2 separate regions of the Homo sapiens genome follow, and region 1 is linked to region 2. Evidence: chromatin loops called from intact Hi-C (ENCODE). Cell type or tissue: HCT116. All regions are shown on one strand.

Region 1 (4,000 bases), 390 kb before region 2:
CATCTCTGCCTTCCCGATGTCAGGTGTTTACAGATGAACTAGCCTGCAGATCATAACAAAAGTAGTGATTCATTAAGAGAAATAGATACATTTCAAACCAAAGTGTCAGGGAAACAGGAGCATAGGAGAGCCAGGGTTACACCATTTTAAAATTGACTCCATCGTGAAACAAGCAAGACCCATTCCTTGCCAGTCATGACCCATGTTCATAAGACGTTTACAGTTGAGAAAACAACTTAAAGATACCTGCAAGGACGCACTCCTACAACAACGGAAAGTCCAGATGTTCCAGTATCCATAACAATATGTGCTTTCAAGATAATTATAGTTGTCTTGATGGACATTTTTGATTGTAGTCATTTTGTTGGATGTATACATTAAAATGCCAAGGATAACTTTCCTTAAATCAAAAAGTGCTAAATTTTGTCATGCTGTTAGTCCACCAGCATGTAGACAAATCTTAGCCTTTACATAGATAAGTCCCCTCTGTAAGAAAAACTTAGAGATGAGGTATTTCTCCTCTTGCTTTCTGAGGATGCCCTGCTCGGTAACCGAGTAGCTTTCACTAAAACTACTTCTTCTCAGTGCCCTCTGCGACTCTCCTTGAATTCCTTCCCGTGTGAGATCCAAGAACCCTCTCTTGGGGTCTGGATCAAGACCCCCTTTTCTGGCAACAAAAGTAATTAATAGACTTAGATTGTTTGATAATCTAAGTAATTAAAAGGAGTGAATCATATAAATACATTGGGAAAGTTTTAATTTCTCAATTATTTAACATGAAACACTGACATACAGGAAGAAAATGTAAAACTCCTAATACACCCCTACAATAGGGACAGCAACAATAAATTGGCTAATGTACCATCCACTCAAATACCATTTAAAATTAGTCACTTTACAAGAAGGCTTACAGCTTATATATAAGAGGAACATAGAGGCTTCCCCAAAATTGACAATAATCCTAAAAATATACATGGCATTTTTACAATGTTTAAATTGTTTAAAGTACCCACACAAAAAAAATTAATCTTGTAGAGGAGAGACTGAATTATTTCCACAGTCTCTTTGAAGAAAATAAAATAATAAAATTGTTATCATGACTAGATGATCAAAGAAGTTACAGAAAAAAATGTAGAGAAAAATTATTATAGAGCCATATCATGCAGTTAATATTGTGCTACTTTTCTAGATTTTATGTTTTGTGATTTTTGCCAGCTAAAGTTTATTTCATCTCTCATTATAAAAGAAAAAACTCTTTCTAGCCTAATTCTGTATTTCTGACTTTGCATTCTTTCTCTTAGGGTATATGATTGATACCCTAAATCGTATAAACTTCAGGCCCCACAAATCTGGACTTGCTCCATCCTGTTCCCCTGGCTTCCTGGGTTCCAGCCATATTAGATACCCTCTGTGCCCATTGCTTGGGAAAGTGCTGCACACAGGAGTGCCAGAAACATATTGTAAATGAATGAATGAATGACTCAAAAACTGGAATGCTGGACTATTAACTACACAAAAACATAAATTTTGTCTGTTTTATTTGTTGCGACATTCCCACATCCAGAACAGTGCCTGACACACAGCAGGTGCACATTAAGTATTTTTTAAAATGAATCCAAGCCTGGTCAACTGCAGACAATGTTTCTTTCCATTCTCTCCAGTTATTCCCAGTTTGTTACAAAGCACTTTCCAACATCCTCTCCACAGCTCTGAGAGGTGTCATTTTTACTTTAGAGTTAAGGATAAGTGAAGGATCAGAGAAGGAGGCCCCAGATCACTCTGTCAACGGCAGAGCTAAAGTTCAAACGCAGATCTCTGGAGCCAGAAAGCCTCTGGGGCCATGGCCCTCCCAGTAAGATGCGCCACAACGGGAAAGCTGATGGTGAGTGAGCCAGTCCTGCAACCCGGAACGGGCTGATTCACGGAAGGATTGCTCTGTATGGACACTAGGTGGCGGCCACACACAGCGTAATTACCGTAGTCTTCGATGGCGCGCGTACGAAATCTAAACAAGTTTGTCAGAAGCCCAACTTTGAACCCTCAGTTTCATCTGTTTGCAACTGTCCTGCTTTTGCTTCCTTGGGTCACAGTTTTCTCCGCTGTCGAATGGAAATATTAACACGTACTCACTGGTCAGGTCTGTTACAATGCCTGTGCATTGTAGGTGTTCAACAAACATAAGTTCTTCTTCTGACAGCGACCAAGGTAATCTGCAGCTATGTGAGATTCTTCTTAGCCCTGCACATTGGCCAGAGAATGCTTTCCAGAAGGAATGAGAGGGAAATTCCCTCTCCGCATCCTAATCCTTATATGTTACCTTATATGGAAAGAAAGGCAGGTGAAAGTCTTTAGAGATGTGATTAAGTTAAGAATCTTGACATGCGGAGATTATCCTGGGTTATCCAGGTGGGCCCTAAATGCAATCATGTGATTCCTTATAAGAGGTAGACAGAGGGAGATTTAACACTCACAGAGCAAAAGGCTATGAGAAGACAGAGACAGAAACTGAAGTTATGCAGCCTAAGTCAAGGACTGCCAGCAGCCACGAGAAACTGGAAGAGGCAAGGAAGGAATTCTCTCTTAGAGTCAGCAGGGAGTACAGTCTGGCCAACACCTTGATTTTGATCCAGTGAAACTGACCTCAGCCCAGTGAAATAGGAGCTGTCCCCATGACCTGGGGAGGGTTTGGGCAAAACAAAGCAGGGTGGCAGAGACAGGAGAGAACTGGGCCTCAAGATATGCTGGGAGCAGGGATGGGTGTGCATTACTGGGATCACCAGATTCTGTGTCTGCCTACTTACTGGAGAGATAACAGAGGTGTTGTCCTAGAGTTGCCTTCACACACATTAGAGACTGTCTTGCCCCAGACCCTGCCAGAAGGAGGGAGCAGGGATCCTATGAGCCTGACATCACTGCTTCCTCTCTTCATGGCACCACTCCCCCACTGTGGCTGATCAGAAGAGCAACATCATATAATAGTAAGAGCCCTGCTTAGACAGAAGACAGGCCTGAGATTCAATGCCACTGCTGCCATTTACTCATTGTGCTTTTTTGGGGGGCAACTTAGCTCCACTAAACTTCAGTTCCTTCATCCATAAAGTGGAGATTTAATATCACCCTTGCAGAGATGTTGAGTGTGTTCAGTGCACTAAGATCTTTACAGCGCCGTGTGTGGTGCTGGTATTTAGGGCAGATGATTACTAATGATAATGAATAGTTTACATGACACATAGTTGTTGTTAGATGACAAGCACGGTTGTGTTTTCCATGGATTTACTCATTTATTCCTCACAAAAACCCCAGGAGATAGGCAATACTATTATCCCCATTCTACGGATGATAAAATCAAGGCATAGAGAGTTTAATGACTTGCCCAAGGGCACACAATCAGTATATTGTAGAGCTGGGATTTGGACACAGGCAGTGAGGCTCCAGGCTGTACTTACGATCACTAAACTATCCTGACTTTAAAAATGGTAGCTGTTGGCCAGGCGCAGTGGCTCAGGCCTGTAATCCCAGCACTTTGGGAGGCCAAGGCAGGCAGATCACCTGCGGTCGGGAATTCGAAACCAGTCTGACCAACATGGAGAAACCCCGTCTCTACTAAAAATACAAAATCAGCTGGGTGTGGTGGCGCACGCCTGTAATCCCAGCTACCTGGGAGGCAGAGGCAGGAGAATCGCTTAAACACGGGAGGTGGAGGTTGCGGTGAGCTGAGATCATGCCATTGCACACCAGCCTGGGCAACAACAGCGAAACTCCATCTCAAAAAAAAAAAGGTAGCTGTCCATTGCGGCACTATTTACAATAGCAAAGACATGGAACCAACCCAAATGCACATCAATGGAACCAACCCAAATGCACAATAAAGAAAATGTGGTACATATATACAGTGGAGTGCTATGCAACCATAAAATCGAATGAGATCATGTTCTTTGCAGGGACATGGATGAAGCTAGAAGCCATCATCCTCAGCAAACTAACACAGGAACAGAAAACC
Region 2 (4,000 bases):
AGCCCAGCAGTTTAAGACCAACCAGAGCAACACAGTGAGACCCCCATCTCTACAAAAAATTAAAAAATCAGCTGGGCATGGTGGTGCATACCTGTGGTCCCAGCTACTCAGGAGGCTGAGGCGGGAGGATCACTTGAGCCCAGGAGGTCAAGGCTGCAGTGAGCAGTGATCGTGCCAATGCACTACAGCCTGGGTGACATAGTGAGACTCTGTTTCAAAAAAAGAAAGAAGAAAGAAAGAAAAGAAGGAAGGAAGGAAGGAGAGAGAGAGAGAGAAAGAAAGAGAGAGAAAGAAGAAAAGAAAAAAAGAAAGAGAAGAAAGAAAAAGAAAGGAAAGAAAGAAAGGAAGAAAGAAAGAAAAGAAAGAGAAAGGAAGGAAGAAAGAAAACATTCTGAGAACAATCTTCATGGCTGACCCTGGGTATGGCCAAAAGTGTGAACATGAAATGAGAATGGAAGAAGACTGGGAAAGGCAGAAAGAACCTTCTGGGCTGGGAAAGCCAGCCCTGTATCTGGGAGGCACACAGGCCCTCCGTATCTATCTCCTCCCTCATCTGCAGCCCCTTCCCCTGGGCCCCCCTGATTCTCCACCGCAGCCCTGGCACCTGGTGCTCTAAGAAGCTCTTCTCCGGTACATCTGCTCTTGGGTTTGGGGCCAGGGGTCCAGGCATTTGTCCTCTCACTGTCCACCTCATGGGACAGGCAGGGAATGTGAGGTCCAGGCCTGACCCAACTTCCCTGTCCTGGGGCCTGGACTCTTCCTAAGGACCCAGGACAGAGTCCTGCAGAGGGAAGAGGAAGGAGAAGGCTGAGGGTGCAGAAAGAGCCAACAGCAAGCCTTCAGCCCTCAGCCAGCTAGGGTCATACACAGAGGTAGGGGACAGGGCCCCAGAAGTCTGAGGTCCCTGAGATCAGAGAATCGCAGTGCAGGCTGTAACCCGCAGCCCCGGCAGGAGAGGGTTCTCCCCTCTGTAGCTGTGTCCCCTCCGTCAGTGCTGCCCCAGTTTCCCCAGCTCAGGAGAGGCACCCTCCACTCATTGCTCAAGCAGAAGCCTCAAAGTCACTCTCAACTCCACCTTCACCCCCAAATCCAGTCGGGTCCCCCTCTTCAATGTCTCCCCTTTTATTCACTTAGTCAACAAATGAATCTTAGTTTGGGAGGCCGAGGCAGGCAGATCACTTGAGGTCAGGAGTTTGAGACCAGCCTGGCCAACATGGCAAAACCCCGTCTCTACTAAAAATACAAAAATTAGCCGGGCGTGGTGGCGGGCGCCTGTAATCCCAGCTACTCGGGAGGCTGAGGCATGAGAATCACGAACCCCGGGAGGCAGAGGTTGCAGTGAGTGGAGATCGTGCCACTGCACTCCAGCCTGGGTGACAGAGTGAAACTTTGTCTCAAAGAAAGAGACAGAGAGGGAGGAAGGGAGGGAGGGAGGGGGAGAGGGGGAGGGGGGAGAGAGCGGGAGGGAGGGAGGGAGAGACAGAGAGAGGGAGGGAGGGAGGAGTAGGAGGAGAGAGGGAGGGAGGGAGAGAGAGAGAGGGGGGGAGAGAAAGAGAGAGGGAGAGAGGGGGAGAGAGAGAGAATCGCAGGCGCAGGTTCCCCTTTCCCACCGGAATGGATTTTTTGGTCAAATCCGTCAGAAGGCGACCTCTGCTGGCGAGTTTTTAAAACTGCAATCCCTCCGGTCGCCTTAAAGGACCAAGAACAAGATCCCGCCAGCTGCATAAAATCAGAAGCTGGGCCCGGCGCGGTGGCTCACGCCTGTGATCCCGGCACTTTGGGAGGCCGAGGCGGGCGGATCACGAGGTCGGGAGATCGAGACCGTCCTGGCTAACACGGTGAAACCCCGTCTCTATTGAAAATAAAAATAAAAAAAGATACTAGCCGGGCGTGGTGGCGGCGCCTGTGGTCCCAGGCCCGGGAATGGCGTGAACCCGGGAGGCGGAGCTTGCAGGGAGCCGAGATCGCGCCACTGCACTTCGCCCGGGCGACAGAGCGGGACTCCGTCTCAAAAAAAAAAAAAAAAGAAAATCAGTCAGAAACTGGTGGGGCACGGTGGCTGACGCCTGTAATCCCAGCACTTTGGGAGGCCAAGGCGGGCGGATCAAGAGTTCAAGACCAGCCTGACCAACATGGAGAAACCCCGTCTCTACTAAAAATACAAAATTAGCCGGGCATGGTGGCACATGGCTGTAATCCCAGCTACTCAGGAGGCTGAGGCAGGAGAGTCGCTTGAACCCGGGAGGCGGAGGTTGCGGTGAGCCGAGATTGCGCCATTGCGCTCCAGCCTGGGCAACAGGAGCGAAACTACGTGTCAAAAAAAAAAAAAAAATCTGAAACTACGCCCCACCCCTCACTCATTCTACAGATGAGGCTATTGTGACTCACCTAGAATTAAGCTCTGGTCTCCTCCACCACTGCCCCTGCCGGCCTCCCAGCAATTGTTTTCCACAGCTGCACAACACCCTCTGGAAGGATGCTGCCATGCTGCCTGGCTTGCGCCTACCTCAGGCTTCGGCACTCCTGACACCCCAGAGTAGCCCCTACCCTCCCTCCCTAGCTGGGTGGGAAAACTATGCCCCATCCTGGGCTGGACTTTCCATCCGCTGCACCCCTGGATTCCTATCCTAAAGTCTGGCATCCATTTGCCATCCACACACCTGGAAGCTGCTCACCTGCCCAGTTTCTCCCGCTTGGGTAAAGGGACTATTCCTGGATCTGTATCATGTGCAGATGGCCCCAGCCTCCCCCCATCTCCAACCCCCAGCATGCCTTAGGCTGTCATTATTCTTCTCACGGGACAGGGCCAAGAAGAGGAAAGGAGGTCCCAGGTGTGGTCTGAGCAGAGCAGAGGGGGCTGTCACCTCCCTTGAGCTGCACGTAAGACTTCTATTGATGCAACACAAGATAGCATTTAATTTTTGTTGTTGTTATTGTTCCTTTTTTTTTCTCTTTTCCTTTTTTTTTTTTCTTTGAGCCGGAGTCTTGCTCTGTTGCCCAGGCTGGAGTGCAATGGCGCAGTCTAGGCTCACTGCAACCTCTGCCTCCCAAGTTCAAGCGATTCTCCTGCCTCAGCCTCCTGAGTAGTTGGAACTGCAGGCACGTGCCACCACACTCTGCTAATTTTTGTCTTTTTAGTAGAGGCAGGGTTTCACCGTTTTGGCCAGGCTGGTCTCAAACCCCTGACCTCGTGATCCTCCTGCCTCAGCCTCCCAAAGTGCTGGGATTACAGGTGTGAGCCACCGCTCCCAGCCTTTTTTTTTTTTTTTTTTTTTTCATTTTTTAAAGTAATTTTTAATTTGTGGTTATATAATAGCAGGGTTACAGATTCCTGGAAAGTTAAAATGTTTCAGTTTAGTCTAAAGTCCCCTTTGGGGGCCCGGTGCAGTGACTCACGCCTGTAATCCCAGCACTTTGGGAGGCCGCAGCAGGCAGATCACCTGAGGTCAGGAGTTTGAGACCAGCCTGGCCAACATGGTGAAACCGAAACCCTGTCTCTACTAAAATAAAATACAAAAATTAGCTAGGCGTGGTGGCGGGTGCCTGTAATCCCAGCTACCTGGGAGGCTGAGGCAGGAGAATCACTTGAACCTGGGAGACAGAGGTTGCAGTGAGCTGAGACTCTGTCTCAAAAAAAAAAAAGAAAATTAAAGTCCCCTTTGATCACTCCTCATTTTCCTTTTTGTCCCCTGCCCCTCTCTACACACACAATAACAAAAGTAACCACTGTTGTCAATTCGACATTTACCTTTCCAGATTTTCCCTGTAGATGTGTATGTGGTAAATACACACTCCCCAAACTAATATGTAGAATTTATGGGAGGCTGAGGCGGGCAGATCACGAGGTCAGGAGTTCGAGACCAGCCTGACCAACATGGTGAAACCCCGTCTCTACCACAAATACAAAAATTAGCTGGGTGTGGTGTCACACGCCTGTAATCCCAGATACTCAGGAGGCTGAGGCAGGAGAATTGCTTGAACCTGGGAGCCGGAGGTTGCA

Evidence for each region. Hi-C counts contacts between places; a loop is a spot of excess contacts. Peaks named below come from ENCODE experiments on the same cell type or tissue, not always from the same donor. Only the 100,000 strongest peaks of a DNase experiment are listed, where the experiment ranks them.
Region 1: it touches region 2 in a loop (10-fold over the local background); 74 of 110 quality-filtered maps call a loop at or near these places.

What each region holds. Positions count from the first base shown.
Region 1 is chr20:1,211,058-1,215,057 of GRCh38, reverse strand. No RefSeq gene overlaps it. Among named protein-coding and RNA genes, the nearest start is that of C20orf202, 9.6 kb to the right of the region's middle. In HCT116, a CTCF peak has its summit at 1,945 (motif pointing right); a DNase peak (open chromatin) is centred at 1,937; H3K4me3 peaks cover 766 bases.
Region 2 is chr20:816,821-820,820 of GRCh38, reverse strand. No RefSeq gene overlaps it. Among named protein-coding and RNA genes, the nearest start is that of FAM110A, 15 kb to the left of the region's middle. RefSeq lists a silencer at 3,062-3,238. In HCT116, a CTCF peak has its summit at 1,672 (motif pointing left); DNase peaks (open chromatin) are centred at 1,650 and 2,380; H3K4me3 peaks cover 1,181 bases; H3K27ac peaks cover 673 bases.